Linked DNA regions of Homo sapiens: region 2 is linked to region 1. Evidence: read pairs that join two places in POLR2A ChIA-PET (ENCODE). Cell type or tissue: Caco-2. All regions are shown on one strand. Each heading gives the region's core, and the rest is flanking DNA. Links, peaks and the distances in the headings are about the cores only.

The links. Peaks named below come from ENCODE experiments on the same cell type or tissue, not always from the same donor. Only the 100,000 strongest peaks of a DNase experiment are listed, where the experiment ranks them.
Region 2: POLR2A ChIA-PET joins it to region 1 with 6 read pairs; 8 of 35 experiments call an interaction of 5 or more read pairs at or near these places.

What each region holds. Positions count from the first base shown.
Region 1 is chr16:68,706,269-68,709,177 of GRCh38, reverse strand. It overlaps a transcript of CDH3 not described here. Among named protein-coding and RNA genes, the nearest start is that of CDH1, 30 kb to the left of the region's middle. RefSeq lists a cis regulatory region at 1,312, enhancers at 1,240-1,384, 1,589-2,146 and a silencer at 1,458-1,752. In Caco-2, for the core only: no CTCF peak of the experiment used is centred there; DNase peaks (open chromatin) are centred at 1,307 and 1,750.
Region 2 is chr16:68,829,914-68,832,822 of GRCh38, reverse strand. The region is part of intron 15 of CDH1 (cadherin 1); the gene reads right to left. Among named protein-coding and RNA genes, the nearest start is that of TANGO6, 12 kb to the left of the region's middle. In Caco-2, for the core only: no CTCF peak of the experiment used is centred there; no DNase peak of the experiment used is centred there.

The DNA.
Region 1 (2,909 bases), core at 176-2,675:
CTTGAATCCAGGAGGTCAAGGCTGCAGTGAACTGTGATTATACCACTGCACTCAGCCTAGTAGATGGAGTGAGACCTTGTCCCAGAAAAACAACAAATAGGCTGGGTGCAGTGGCTCACACCTGTACTCCCAGCACTTTGGGAGGCTGAGGTGGGCAGATCACCTGAGTTCAGGAGTTTGAGACCAGTCTGGTCAACATAGTGAAACCCAGTACCTAATTAAAAAATACAAAAATCTGCCAGCATGGTAGCTCACACCTGTAATCCCAGCACTTTGGGAGGCCGAGGTGGGTGGATCACCTGAGGTCAGGAGATTGAGATCAGCCTAACCAACATGGTAAAACCCCGTCTCTACTAAAATACAAAAATTAGCCAGGTGTGGTGGCAGGTGCCTGTAATCCCAGCTACTCAGGAGGCTGAGGCAGGAGAATCGCCTGAACCCGGGAGGTGGAGGTTTCAGTGAGCTGAGATCATGCCGCTGTACTCCAGCCTGGGCGACAGAGCGAGACTCGGTCTCAAAAAAAAGAAAAAAAAAAAGAAAAAGAAAGAAAGAAAAGAAAAGAAAGAAAGACAGAAAAGATAAAGCATTGGGGGGTGCAGGGCTGCAATTCTAAGGAGGATGCAGTCCCCTTCAGGGCTGGCATCTCTGACAGGCTGACATGTGGGTGATGCCTGAAGGACGTGAGGGAGCCGAGAGAAATCTAGGGGAATGGCATGCCAGGCAGAGGGCACAGCAAGTGCAGAGGCTCTGAGGAAACGTGGTTTGATTTGGAGTGAAACTTCAGCGTTTTACCTGGCACATGGTAACTGCTTAATTTGTTCAAGTCCTACTAATTATCTTTTTTTTTTTTTTGAGATGGAATTTTGCTCGTCACCCAGGCTGGACTGCAGTGGTGGGATCTCGACTTGCTGCAACCTCCACCTCCCAGGTTCAAGGATTCTCCTGCTTCAGCCTCCGGAGTAGCTAGGGTTACAGGCGCCCTCTACCATGCCCCACTATCTTTTGTATTTTTAGTAGACATGGGTTTTCACCTTGTTGGCCAGGCTGGTTTTGAACTCCTGGCCTCAAGTGACCGGCCCGCCTCGGCCTCCCAAACTGCTGAGATTACAGTCTTGAGTCACTGCGCCCAGTCTATCATTCTTGTAATTAGTGGGCATCGTCTTCCTGGAGTGCCTGGGTCGTCAGGTTCCTGGAGGACACACAGAGGTCTCAGCGCCCTGCCCTGTCAGCTGTGGGCTGGCCGTGGTTTACCGGATGGACAACAGTGGGGACAGAAGTTGGAACGGAGCCCAGGCATTCCTGACCCGCCCCGCCCCTCTCAGATTCCTCCCCGGCCCGCCACACCCCTGCCGCTTGCTGGGCAGTGGGTACAGGGAATGCAGGGGTGGCTTCCCACCCCACCTCTAACTTGGAGAGGGCCTAATACCAAGCGAGGACAAGGCTGGCAGTGACCACCTGGCGATCCCCAACTGCACTGCAGGCTCAGCGCTAAACACTGAGTGCTTTTCCACCATCGCCTCCTAGGGGTCTCCTTTCAGCCCACTGAGAGGCCAGGGTGGTGAGTCACTCCCACATCTGCAGCCTTTAGGGGCTGCTGTCTTAGCCACCGCCCTACCAGACTACAGGGCGCTCTCAGACAGGCTCCCCGGTTCCCCGAGAGAGGAATCTCCTAGCTCCCGCCTGCCAGCTCTGCAGCTGCCCACAGGCCCCGACAGGCCCTGCCGCATCCTCAGGGACTGAGGATACAGCAGAGGAGGAACCAGGTTCTGCCAGCCCCGGGATGGAGCTGAGTCAGGCCTTTTTCAGGGCTCCTGGGACTGGGCCTTGCCCTGAACTCAGCCTCCAGCCCAGGCGTGAAGGAGGACACCCAGGACTGGGCGCCTTGGCCCCCCGCTCCTTACCTGTCCAACCTCATCTCTGCACACACTCTCGACCCATCTCAACCCGTCCCTCTGCTCCAGCCACACTGGCCTCCCTGCTAAACCCTGCTGAAACCTGCTAAACCCTTAGCCCTTGCCATTCCTTTTATGTAGACAGGACACTGCATACTTGCTCCCTGATAGCCTCCAGTCTTTGTCCAAATGCCACCTTCCCAGCAGTGCCTTCCCTGGCTCCTAGAACTGAGCCCTACCCCCAGGCCCTTCCTCCCTAGGCCCCATCCCAGCTCCATTTTCCTCCATGCTTCACTTTTACTAGACCACGTATTTTACTGATTTGTCTTGTTTATGGACTGTTTCTCATTGAAAACTCCCTTAGACTGGGCAGCAAGGGCCTCTACCCTGCCCTTCTGCCCCTCCTCATAGAGCTAAGGAAATGTGACTACTGGCCGGGCACAGTGGCTCACGCCTGTAATCCCAGAACTTTGTGAGGCTGAGGCAGGCGGATCATTTGAGGTCAAGAGTTCGAGACCAGCCTGACCAACATGGCGAAATCCTATCTCTACCAAAAAATACAAAGATTAGCTGGGTGTGGTGTTGTGCACCTGTAGTCCCAGCTACTCAGGAGGCTGAGGCACGAGAATCGCTTGAACCTGGGAGGCGGAGATTGCTGTGAGCCAAGATTACACCACTGCACTCCAGCCTAGGCAACAGAGTGAGACTCTGTCTCAAAAAAAAAAAAAAAAAAAAAAAAAAGGAAATGTGACTACTAGAACCAGCATCTTTGTCCCTCAGGCCTTCCCCAGTTCTGTCCCCAGGCAGCCAGCACAGCCCAGGTGTGTACTCCAAGGCCCATGGGGTGGTCAATGGAATGCTGTGCTGGGGGACAGTGGAGGGAGCTGGGACACATGGGTTGGGGTGCCACACAAGGAGCCTGGTGGTGCTGGATGGTGCTTGGGCTGGGTAGAGCAGGGCACTGGCCGCTGCTCCTGGGCTGGGACTCACCCTCCCCACGGAGGCACACTCTAGCCC
Region 2 (2,909 bases), core at 410-2,909, 120 kb before region 1:
TAGAGACAGGGTTTCACTCTTGTCACACAGGCTGGAGTGCAATGGTGTGATTTTGGCTCACTGCAACATCTGCCTCCCAGGTTCAAGCGATTCTCCTGCCTCAGCCTCCCAAGTAGCTGGGTCTACAGGCATGCGCCACCATGCCCGGCTAATTTTTGTATTTTTAGTAAAAACGGGGTTTCACCATGTTGGCCAGGCTGGTCTCTAACTCCTGATCTCAGGTGATCCACCTGCCTCGGCCTCCCAAAGTGCTGGGATTACAGGCGTGAGCCACTGCACCCGGCCTTTTCTTTATATATTTTCATTTTATGAAATAAATAAAGTATATTTATTTATTTTGAGATGGAGTCTCAGAGTCTTGCTCTGTCACCAAGGCTAGAGTGCAATGGCATGATCTCGGCTCACTGCATCCTCCACCTCCTGGGTTCAAGCGATTCTCTGGCCTCAGCCTCCTGAGTAGCTGGGATTACAGGTGTGTACCCCCACACCATAATTTATATTTTTAAAATAGCAAGCATACTTAAAAAAAAAAAAACTTTTAGGTTTGGGAGTACATGTGAAGGTTTGTTATATAGGTAACAAATCGTAAACTCATGTCATGGGGATTTGTTGTACAGATTATTTCATCACCCAGGTATTTAGCCCAGTACCCAGTAGTTATCTTTTCTGCTCCTCTCTCTCTCCTCCCTTAAGCGAACCCCAGTGTCTGTTGTTCTCTTCTTTGTGTCCATGAGTTCTCATCATTCAGCTCCCACATATGAGTGAGAACACGTGGTATTTGGTTTTCTGTTCCTGCATTAGTTTGCTAAGGATAATGGCCTCCAGCTCCACCCATGATCTTGCTTCCTCAAAAGACATGATCTTGTTCTTTTTTAGCATACTATTTTTATAGTTTAAATAAAAACTGCAAATACAAGTGATGACTTGCAAATGAGTATGAATGGAGGAAAGGCCTGAATCCAGATGTATCTAAAAGGGGTCTGTAGTCAGGAGCGGTGGCTCACACCCATAATCCCAGTACTTTGGGAGGCCGAGGCAGGGAGATCACCCGAGGTCAGGAGTTTGAGACCAGACTAGCCAATATGATGAAACCCCATCTGTACTAAAAATAGAAAAAGTAGCTGGGCGTGGTAGTGGTGCCTGTAATCCCAGCTACTTGGGAGGCTGAGGCAGGAGAATCGCTTGAATCTAGGAGGCAGAGGTTGCAGTGAGCCAAGATTACGCCACTGCACTCCAGCCTGGGCGACAAGAGTGAAACTGTCTCAAAAAATGAAAATAAAAATAAAAATAAATAAATAAATAAAAGGCATGGTTAAACTGGTTTCTTTCTGTTTCTTGTTTTTTCCAGTGGCTAAAATGAATGTGGCTTGATCACTTCTAACACTGCAGTGCCTCACAGTCCTCAGTGACAGCTCCCATAGAAAGCTAAAGCAGTCCGGGCGTGGTGGCTCACGCCTGTAATCCCAACACTTTGGGAGGCCAAGGCAGGCAGATCACCTGAGGTCAGGAGATCGAGACCATCTGGTTAACATGGTGAAACCCTGTCTCTACTAAAAATAAAATTAAAAAAAAAAAAAAAAGCCAGGCTTGATGGCAGGTGCCTGTAGGCACAGCTACTCGGGAGGCTGAGCCAGGAGAATGGTGTGAACCTGGGAGGTAGAGCTTGCAGTGAGCTGAGATTGCACCACTGCACTCCAGCCTGGGCGACAGAGCAAGACTCTGTCTCAAAAAAAAAAAAAAAAAAAAAAAAAAAGAAAGCTAAAGCAAACACAGACCTCACCATGAAGACTCACCGAGGGCCACTGGACCATCAGACAAGCCCAGAAAATCATTCCAGTAACCAAGCAAGTTACTAGAGAACATAACTTAAGGAAACAGATCCTGCTGGACCATTTCTTTACTGGGTTCTTTCTCATCTTATCCTAAGCTAATTAATTTAATGCCTTGTTATTCTCCCTTGCAGACAGGCACAACCTTCTGATAGTTCTGGCCAATAACTGGTTGGACAACTCCCTTGTTGAATAAGAAGACAGTTTGCTAGAAGAAAGACTTTTGCCCTCTGCTTTGTTCTTCATACTTTTTCCTGACTGGAATACAGACTTAAGATCTGGAAGTGTGGCAGCCATCTTGTGATCATGAGACAACAAGCCTGAGAAGAAGGGTCTACGTGCTAAGATGATGGAGCAGAAACATGGAACAGCCTGATGCACTGGCCTAGACTGCTCACCCCAACTTTCTATTTGTATAAGATAAATCTACTCCCATCTGTTTCAGCATCTTGTATTTAGAGCTGAATGCATTTCTGACATATACAATACAGATTCTATTTTTCTAATCCTCAGGTAGGCTTGTCATGTACATTTATCATTATATCCCAACCAGCAGTGGGAGGCAAGGGAAGTAAATTCCATTAGTGAAACTAAAATGAAATTTACTTAGAATCTTCCTAGTTTCATTTCTAGATCTACTAAATCCTTTCAGGCAATTGTTGGTTTTGCCACATGGACTTTGCAATTTGAAGCACGATTAGATCCAAAATTCAGATGAGACACAGATTAAGAAAAACAGGCTGCCAGGTGCGGTGGCTCACACCTGTAATCCCAGCACTTTGGGAGGCCAAGGCAGGTGGATCACCTGAGTCAGGAGTTAGAGACCAGCCTGACCAACATGGAGAAACCCTGCCTCTATTAAAAATACAAAATTAGCTGAGTGTGGTGGTGCATGCCTGTAATCCCAGCTACTTGGGAGGCTGAGGCAGGAGAATCGCTTGAACCCGGGCAGAGGTTGTGGTGAGCAAAGATTGCGCCATTGCACTCCAGCCTGGGCAACAAGAGTGAAACTTCGTCTCAAAAAAAAAAAAAAAGAAAAAGAAAAAAAAAGAAAAAGGAAAACAGGGCTCCAGGGCTCAG